Linked DNA regions of Homo sapiens: region 2 is linked to region 1. Evidence: chromatin contacts called from ENCODE POLR2A ChIA-PET data. All regions are on one chromosome and are shown on one strand. The core of a region is the stretch at or near the end of the contact, and the rest is flanking DNA. Distances in the headings are between cores, read along the strand shown.

Region 1 (4,645 bases), core at 12-2,511:
TCACAGATGATGTATCATGATGATGCCTTTTACGTCAGTTCATAATCATCAGGGCTGAGGAAATTTTGTTTTGCTTTGTTTCCTAAAATCTTTTAAAATTTTATTGCATAAGAATATCATAACATATAAGTCAACTGAGAAATTTAGTAGTAATCCTGTAACACTAAACACATTAGCTGCTTCCCTCCTTCCCCTCATCTCATAGCATTGAAATCTGTCTGCATACAAGCGGGAGTTCTGCCTACAAGTTGGTCCCCACATTTTCTGTATTGCCACTTTATCATAATGAGTCATAATGTATTATCACACAAGGATCATCCATCTTGACCACTTCACTGTGGCTCAGGAGCTGTGAGGTCCACCAAACCACTCAAGATTTCAGGGCTTTATGCTTTTAAGATCCAGAACCACAGGCATTGTTTGAGGCACTTTCTGCAGAAGGTGTACCGCATCTTTGCCTGCTTTTGCAGGCCTCAATGGACAGACAGCCGTAGTTCACTAGGCTGATTCTCTCTGTTCATTTATTCAGGTTTCCAAGAGCTCCATCCACCTTCTCTGACGTCTTCCCCAGTCATTCCTGCCCCTAAGATTCTTCCTGTCCCTTCAACTCCTGAAGGTCCCACGGTCAGCATCTCTCACTATCTCCTTTTGTAGCTAAAGTATAGATGCTTCGTTACCCTAACCAAACTCTGTTGCTTTAGAGTGAGGAATCTACTTTAGACTTCTTTGGAGTCCCAGGATATCTGGTGCACAGTAAGTATTAATGCATATTTACAGATGGATCTGAATAATATTTTTGAGATAACCATCAAATGGAAAGTAAGTGAAAATAACATAGAAAATGTGAAAGGGAAAAAGACCTCATGGTATTAGCTCAAATAAGGACAGGGACCACATCTCATCCCTTAAGTGACTTAATCTCTCTGTGCTTCAGTTTCCACATCCAAAAAATTGAAATCATAATAGAACCTACTTCATAGGCCGTCATGAGGATCAAATGAGTTCTTATGTGTTAAGTGGTTAGAACAGTGTCTGGCATGCAGCAAATGGTACGTATTTTTAAATGAAAATAAAAATTAAGTAACATGGTAATGTCCAAATCTAGGGTAGTACCTGCCACAGAGTAGCTGCTCAATAAAGGCTGAACTCAATTACTGTCTGTTTTGTGACACTTGCACCAGCATGGACCTGGGAGGGAGCAGCAGCTGGGACCAAGGGGCTGGCTGGTGACAGTATCTTCCAGGAGAAGTGTTTGGGAAAGCAGTAAGCTCCACACTCCAGTTCAAAGGCTCTGGAAGTTACCAGGTTCTGCCACAAACTCGTTTGGCTGGAGTGCTCCCAGGTCTGGGATGTGTGGCTTTTCGGGTTAGTCCAAGGCACAGTTGCCGGGCACCCTGGCGCTGATGGCTGCTGGGGAGAGGGGGACAGCCCGGAGCTCCGCCTCCCACTAGCAGCTCAGAGCCGGCACGGAAAGTTACTGCATGTGAACGTGGCAGGAATGATGGAAAGCCCAGGGCTGCCAAGTGCTGCAATCCCGGGCTGCGTTTCTTATGCTCACAGGCACCAGCTCTTCAGGGAGTCTAGTCTATACACGCTTCCTGCGCATAACTGTATTCTTTCAGCAGTTACTATGCTTTGGCGTAGAGGGAGGAGACAAAAGTTTGAGGGAGTGGCAGTGAGGCATGAGCCAAGATCCCATACACAATGTCTTCCTTGCCCTAAGATGTTCCTAAGAAGAACTTATAATTTCACCCACTGTATTGTGTATCTCTGAACTTTCATCGAATATATATATATATATTTTTTAAGAAAATACCTCTTTATCAAGTTCAGCCCACCAGAGGCTTCCATTTGTCTATTTGCCCATCCATTTTTTAACAAACATCTCCTAAGCATCAATTATCTGTCAGCTACCCAACTAGGCCCTGGAAACCCAGAGAAGCTCATAGTCCACTGCGGAGCCAGAGAGTAAATTGTTGCTATATAACATGAAGGGCTATAACCGGGGCACACACAGAGAGCTACCTGGCAGAGAATTATTTCTGCCAGGTGGGGACAGCAGCCTGCACAGGCTTGCAGGGGTGCCTTGTTAGAGCTGGGCTTTGAAGAATGACTCCAGTGGGGAGGTCACCAGGTGAACAAGTGGCCTAATTAGGCTATGATGTACATTTATCATCTTTGTCCCACACCTGCTTTTTAAGCGAGGCTTTAAAAATACAAAAACAGATTGTGGGTTGGGGAACAGTATTGTATCAATGTTACATTCCCTGATTATGATCATTGTACTGTGGTCATGGAAGAGAAAGACTATGTTCCTAGGAAATCTACACTGAAAAAGAGTAAAGGGTGGGGGCCGGGCGCAGTAACTCACACCTGTAATCCCAGCACTTTGGGAGGGCGAGGCAAGCAGATCACCTGAGGTCAGGAGTTCGAGACCAGCCTGGCCAATACGGTGAAAACTCATCTCTACTAAAAATACAAAAATTAGCCGGGCGTGGTGGCAGGCACCTGTAATCCCAGCTACTCAGGAGGCTGAGGCAGGAGAATTGCTTGAATCCGGGAGGCGGAGGTCGTGGTGAGCCAAGGTTGCACCGTTGCACTCCAGCCTGGGCAACAGGAGTGAAACTGTGACTCAAAAAAAAGGAAAGCGGAATGTTCCCTCCATGTAGTACCCATAGTATGTGTATACTCCCTCTATAATAGTATATATAACAGTATTTATACATGGGGATGAGAATGATAAGCAAGTAGAGCACAAGGTTAATAATTAGTGAATCTGGATAAAGGGTGGGTGGGAGTTAGTTATGCTACACTTGCAACTTTTCTATAAGTTTGAAATTATACTAACACAAAATGTTAACAAAAATGTATAAAATACAAAAGATACTAAATCAGCTTCTAAAATACCAAGATGCAGGCTGGGCGTGATGGCTAACACCTGTAATCCCAGCACTTTGGGAGGCTGAGGTGGGCAGATTGCTTGAGCTCGGGAATTTGAGACCAGCCTGGGGAACATGTGAAACCCCGTCTTTACTAAAAATACAAAAATTAGCTGGGCATGGTGATGTGTGCCTGTAGTCCCAGCTACTCAGGAGGCTGAGATAGGAGAACCACCTGAGCCTGGGAGGTGGAGGTTGCAGTGAGGCGGAGGTTTCAGGGAGACAAGACTGCATCACTGCACTCCAGCCTGGGTGATGAGCCAGACCCGGTCTCAAACAAACAGAAAGAAATACAATACCAAGATACCAATGCCTTTTATTACCATCATTCTGAAAAGGATCAGCAATTTTAAAACATAATTTTAAAACAATTATTTTTTGAGGTGCAGTCTCGCTGTGTCACCCAGGCTGGGGTGCAGTGGCAAAATCTTGGCTCACGGCCACCTCCACCTCCTGGGCTCAGGTGATTCTTCCATCTCAGCCACCTGAGTAGCTGGGAGTACAGGCATGCACCACCACACCTGGCTAATTTTTGTATTTTTAGTAGAGATGGGGTTTCACCATATTGGCCAGGCTGGTCTCGAACTCCTGACCTCAGGTGATCCACCCGCCTCAGTCTCCCAAAGTGCTGGGATTACAGGCATGAGCCACTATGCCCGGCCATGTCATAATCTTTGATTGCAAGGTTGCAGCTACCCAGTGAGACCCTGGAAACCCTGAGGAATGCCGTGTCTTCCCTGTGTCTTGCCTCACTTATTCACTCCCTTCTTTTTTTCCCTGAAACCTTGAAATTTACAGTGTAAAAGAGCCAGGATAGCAGTGAAGCCCACCACAGGTGTGCTCTGCAAAGTCCCTGAAAGAGGAGGGCCCAAAAGATGTTGCTTGCCTCTCTGCAGTGTAGGGACCCCCAGGAATCTGGAGAGGGGTCAGTCTAAAATATTTAAAATTCTTTAGTAATGCCCAGGAGGGGGCAGTCAGCTTAGCAAGGATTTGGGATCTATCAGCAACTACAATTCTATTGCACTTGCTTATGATACATTTTTAAAAGCAGAAAGCAAAAATTAAAAATAATAACAGCAGCAGCTAATATTTACCCAGGGCTGATATACCCTAGGCACTTGTCTAACTACTTAACATGGACATCTCATTGATTCCCCCATGAAAGCACCATGAGGTAGGTACTGCTAATGTTCCCATTTAACAGACAAGGGAACTAAGGCCCAGCTAGTCAATGGTGGAATTGGATATAAGCACAAGTGGCCTGGCTCCAGAGCCAGGCTGTTGCCCATAACATTATGTTGCTGTGGGCTCTGGTTACCGCTTTATGTGAATATGGACAAAGGATACAGAGGGGGATGAAAGCAGTATGATTAGTTGGGGTGGCAGGACCCCAGTAAGTTTACTTTTATTTTGATGTTCAGTGTTATTTAGGTATTAAATAATTTTTTAAAATCAAAACTATTGGTTGATCATTTTTGACCCAGGAGACGCAGTTTGAGATATGTGTGCCTAACATAGAATCTTTATCACTAAATAAGTTATAGCTTCTCTGTGACTTGTTTTCTGTATCTGAAATATGAGATGATAGTTGCCAACATTTTCCCACTAAAATTCTTGCTCGAAGGTTGGAATTCTGTGTATGGTATGTGGAGGACATGGAGCAGGTGGAGAGTAGGGGGTGGGAAAGGGTGGGGAGGCCTATGGTG
Region 2 (4,627 bases), core at 1,269-3,768, 610 kb after region 1:
TGTGAGTTGAGTGTTTGGGCCTTACCACCCCCCTCCCATTAAATCTTCCAGGAGGGACAGACAGGGGCTGGTTCAAAGAATGAGTTGGGGTGGGGGCAGAGGGTGGGGGGAAGGGGATATGGGTCAGCAGGTCAGCTGTGCAAGATGTATCCCACTCCTACTATGCCCCTCTCCCCTTTTTGCTGAGCCTAAGGGGGCTGGTGGCACTGAATGCTCCGGCGTTACATAATTTGCAAGAACAGCAAGTTACGGATTTGCTAGTCGGCTCTGCAGCCTGCCACCCTGATCGCTTGCAAGAACACCTTCTGGCAAGAATGACACCTGAAGATGTTAATAACACAGGGTGTGGGGGGGTCAAGAAGGAGAAAGGTGGCAGCACAAACCAAAAATTAGTGCAGCTTCCTAAATACTATGTCCCCCCCATTCCAAAAAAAAAAAAAAAGCCCCAGAAACACATGAAGGGGATTTTCTCCAGTGTTTCTGATTAACCCTGTTACATAACCCGCTCGCATTCCAAATCCACCGTCTCAGGGTCTAAATATACTCTTTGCAGCCAAAAGCTCCCCGCACACAAACTCACCGAGCTAGCGGCAGGTCCAGGCCCCCAGCCCTCATCCCCTTCCCTTTTGTCCCAGCCCTCGCCGCCCCCCTCCCGCTGAAACCGCGGTTCGCCGCGGTCACCCTTTGGAAATCGCCTTTAATTAAATGTTTTTCGCGTGTGTCATCCTGATGGCTTTTACTGTACTCGAATTCCGTGAATGGGAAAGCGCCTGGACAGGGGGTGTGGCTAAGGTGGGGGGGGGGATACTGTAAAACAGCCAGCACATGATCAGCCATATTCCTACCTCCAACTACAACATCGAGAGGAAGGGAGCAGTTCCTGGGGCCCCCATTCGCCTCTACCCAGCCCTCCCCAACCGCCGCCAGAAGCCGAGTGCAAGAGGAGGGGGCGCGCTGGGCCGGTACCCAAGCCGGGGCTGGAGAAATCCTCTCCGTCCCCAGCTCCAGGCGGCTCGCGCGAGCACGCTTCCTCCGGAGTGACAGGCGCGATTTATACATTATTTACAACAGTAATTAAAGCTGTAGCTTCCTCCTGTTCTTTGCAAACTCCAGGCGCATTCAAATAAATAATCCCCCACTCTCGAGAAAAACACACATCAGGTTCCAATACCTTCAAGAAAGAGTGAGCTTTCCTCAACAGCTCACTTTAGGAAAGGAGGGAGCAACTGAGTCCCCCCCATCCCCCCCAACACACGCAGACACAGACCAAACACCAAAATGAAGAGTAAAAATCGCCAGGGGAGGAGAAAACATTGCTTGCACTATCCAACCAGCATACAACTTGCACTGACCATCCCCAGGTTCCTGCAGAAATGCTTGGAACCTCCGAGAGGGAAGGATTCCCAGAGCAGAAATAAGTTTCGGTGCTTGCTTTTGTAGACGCTCCCTCCGGATGCGCGTGGAGCGCCCCACAGGACCGCCGCCCTCTGCGCGTTGGCGCGCACACGCCCCCCGCCAGCCTGGGCGCCGGGCTCCGAACCCCCGGTCTGCAAACTTGCGCATCTCCCCTCGCCGCGCCCGCCAGACAACTTGGCGAACAGCTCGCCCGCCCGCACCCCGCTTCCTTCGGCCCTTCCTTCAAATCCCAAACGCACCGCCGTGCTCCAAAGAAGGTGTCCACGTCGCCCCCAGACCCCGGAGCGCCCCCTCTCCACCCCCGGGACTTCCCAGGTCGCTCACTCCTCCCGCCCCCCGCCCAGATCTGAGAGGGACCGAAAACACACCCCCGACTCGGGCAGCCAGGGCCGAAACTGTCAAGAGGAGAAAAGGTAAAGCGGAAGGAGGGTGGCCATAAACAGATTTTTTTGCCCCTTCTTAAAAGGACACTGCCGCTTTAAAAGTTTCTTTCCCGGGCCCCCACTCCCCGCATCTCCGTATTTTGGGGGAGCGTATTTAATTGAGGCAACGCAGCTTTCCTCCAGTGTTTGCAGAAAAATCAAAGCCAGGGGGGTGAGCCCGCCGGCTGTCAACCTTCCCGCCGCCTCCCCCGCCCCACTCTGCTCCCGCAAGCCGAGAACGGGCTGCAAAAGTTTGCAACATTTCTGGGGGGCGGAGGGGGGAGGGGAGGGGGGTCCTCCGGGCTCGGGGCGCCGCCGCAGGCTCGCGCGCGGCCGCCGGACCCCGCGCCCCGGGCGCCCGCTCCCGGCCGCCCCCCGCTCCGCGCCCGGGCTCCCGCCGCCCCCTCCCCAGCCCCTCTCCAGCCTCCTACCTCTGCTGGTGCTGGAATAGCTCTGTCTGCGCACCGGGGCAGGCGGCTCGCTCTTGCGGGCGGATTCCTGGTTCAGCGGGGTCTCCCTGGAGCCGGCGGCCGCGTCCGCGCCGCTGCTGCCTGGCTCGCTGGCGGCGGGGTCGGGGGCTGCCGGAGCTGACTCCATGTTTTTTCCCAATGTAGAGATCGCTGGAGATGGCGAGCTCCGAGACTCCCTCTATCTTCTGTTTTCAGAGCAACTCTATGGTACCAAAAAAAAAAAAAAAAAAAAAAAAAAAAAAAAAAAAAAAAAAAGAAGGAGAAGGCGACCGGCGAAAGCAGGAGGGAAAAAGCAGGCGGCGGCGGGCGGGCAAGCAAAAGCGCGAGGGAGCGCGCGGAGTGTCTGGGTGGACGTGTGTGTGCGCCCGAAAGGGGACAAGAGGCGGGTCTGGCCACAGGCAGCGCTAGCGAGAGCTTCTCCAGCCGGCCCCCACACCCACATTCCCCACCCTCCAGACCCCAGACCGAGAGCCACAGACTGGCTGCCAATTTTGGGAGGTGGGGAAAAGAGGGGAGGAGGAGAACAGAGCCTCCCGCGCCCCAATCCTCCCCTCTCCCCAGCCCAGGGACAGAAATTAAAATCGGTGAGATGATTCCGTGCCTACTTCTGAGACTCTCTCGGGAACAGAACTCGTCCCCATCCGCTGCCAGCTTGGGTAGAGACAAATCCGATTGTCCACGTCCACGTTGGGAAATCGCAGGTAGCCCCCTGCCAGCCCTGCCGAGGGCTGAGGAGAAACTAAAAAGGAATTAGAACGGGGCTGACATCCCAAGGAAGGCGGAGGATGGGAGGACGTGGCACTTTTTACTTTGGGATGGGACGGCCAGTGGGTTTCCAATCTTGGTTAAAGACATCTGTGTCTAAAACAGATTTTGTGAATCTAGAAGCGCCATGGACAGTTTCTGGCATGGTTGAAAGAGGTCGCTTTCAGCTCCTTTGCTGTTTGTCCGCGAAGGATCCAGAAACCATTTGGCAGGGCATTTTCTACTGAAGAAAACTTTGGCCTGTTTGGTCGACAACTATCTAAGCTGGATAAAACATGCCACGCTGCATCTAGCTCAAGCGTGGCTGCTAATTGTCAATTCCCACTGGTACTTTTCCTATTAAATGTACAGTCTCATCCATAAAAGGTAGATATACTGGAGAGGCATTACTAATGCCCGGATAACATTCAGATAATTAACAGCTCCTAATAATTCGTATTATTATAGGCATCATTCTACACCCTCCTCCCATTGAAATACATTCATCCCCTAGTAGGTACCTAAAACTCCAGGAAAGCAGATAATTGCATCATCGTTACCTTGACTGCAAACTCCAAGATGAAGGAACAATACAAATTGAAAGAATGGAAAATACTCCAATGGTAGTAGCCTGATTTGTCTGCCTTCATACTCAATCTACCACTTTCTTTTGCCTGCGAAGACACTGTGGAAATACGCCCCACCTTCCTTTCAAAAGGATCCAAAATTTTGACAATAAATAATATTATTAGAGGCCAGAAGGTGGCATAAATATATGTGCTTCAGAACGTGGGGTAGGCGGAGGGAATTGGGGGACATTTTTCTTTTGCTAACTTCCTGGTTTGGAAAAATGCTTTAAAAAATAGTAAGTGCGGGAAACCCAGTTAGCTAATCCTTCAGAGGAACCGCCATATGCCAAATTTCACACATAGTTTCTGTTACTGTTACTGATCTTGATCTTATTTCAAATACACAATGCCCTTTGCCATAGTCTGTGTACTAATCAGCAAAACCTGTGGTCCACTCTTCGGGGTGATGTAAATGAGATGTGAACAGTCCTGATACCTTAATCCTGTCTCTGCAAGGATCCCTGGCTTTAGCCTGTCTGTTGGCGCCTACAAACAATGCACAATTGTCTCCTCCATCCCAAATCAGACGTGTGGGTTTCCCCATACGTGAAAGCACAGATTTCCAGAGTAGCCTTCACAACATTTACCATTGGTTAGCCTGTTAGTAATGTTCTTGATGCAATTGACCTAGCTTGTTACACTTGACTTTTCTAAGGAAACAAATATATCAAAGTGTACAGTTTAAGAAACAACTTCCTCTGGGACAGTGAGCATCTCAGAATACATTGGCTGCCTCATGTTTATTTTAGAATACTTTAAAAAATACTCGTCACATTAAATTTCACCAGTAATTCTATCTGGGACGCAAGTGACTTAAAAAGTATCCCTGGTTTCCTTTTAGGTACCAGTAGCAACTTGTTAACATTTTTTATTAAGTCTGTTCCCCTTGGACCTTTAATGAGTTTCTTACTGTTCTCCTTTAACTAAGGTGATGTTTAGTCACCCT

What was found. ChIA-PET counts read pairs that join two places held with the same protein, here RNA polymerase II (POLR2A).
Region 2: POLR2A ChIA-PET joins it to region 1 with 13 read pairs in PC-9. The contact joins the promoter of RORA here to the enhancer-like site in region 1. POLR2A ChIA-PET finds 5 or more read pairs at or near these places in 2 of 52 experiments (BJ and PC-9).

What each region holds. Positions count from the first base shown.
Region 1 is chr15:60,619,415-60,624,059 of GRCh38, forward strand. The region is part of intron 2 of RORA (RAR related orphan receptor A); the gene reads right to left. All of the region lies in intron 5 of RORA-AS1 (RORA antisense RNA 1), which reads left to right. Among named protein-coding and RNA genes, the nearest start is that of RORA-AS2, 60 kb to the right of the region's middle. RefSeq lists an enhancer at 887-1,387. Within about 2 kb of position 1,262, at least 2 of the 41 ENCODE cell types and tissues checked have a DNase peak (open chromatin) inside an H3K27ac peak, as active enhancers do.
Region 2 is chr15:61,226,784-61,231,410 of GRCh38, forward strand. RORA (RAR related orphan receptor A) reads right to left here and starts at 2,519. Exons shown (of 11, transcript NM_134261.3): 1 at 2,270-2,519. The coding sequence starts at 2,435.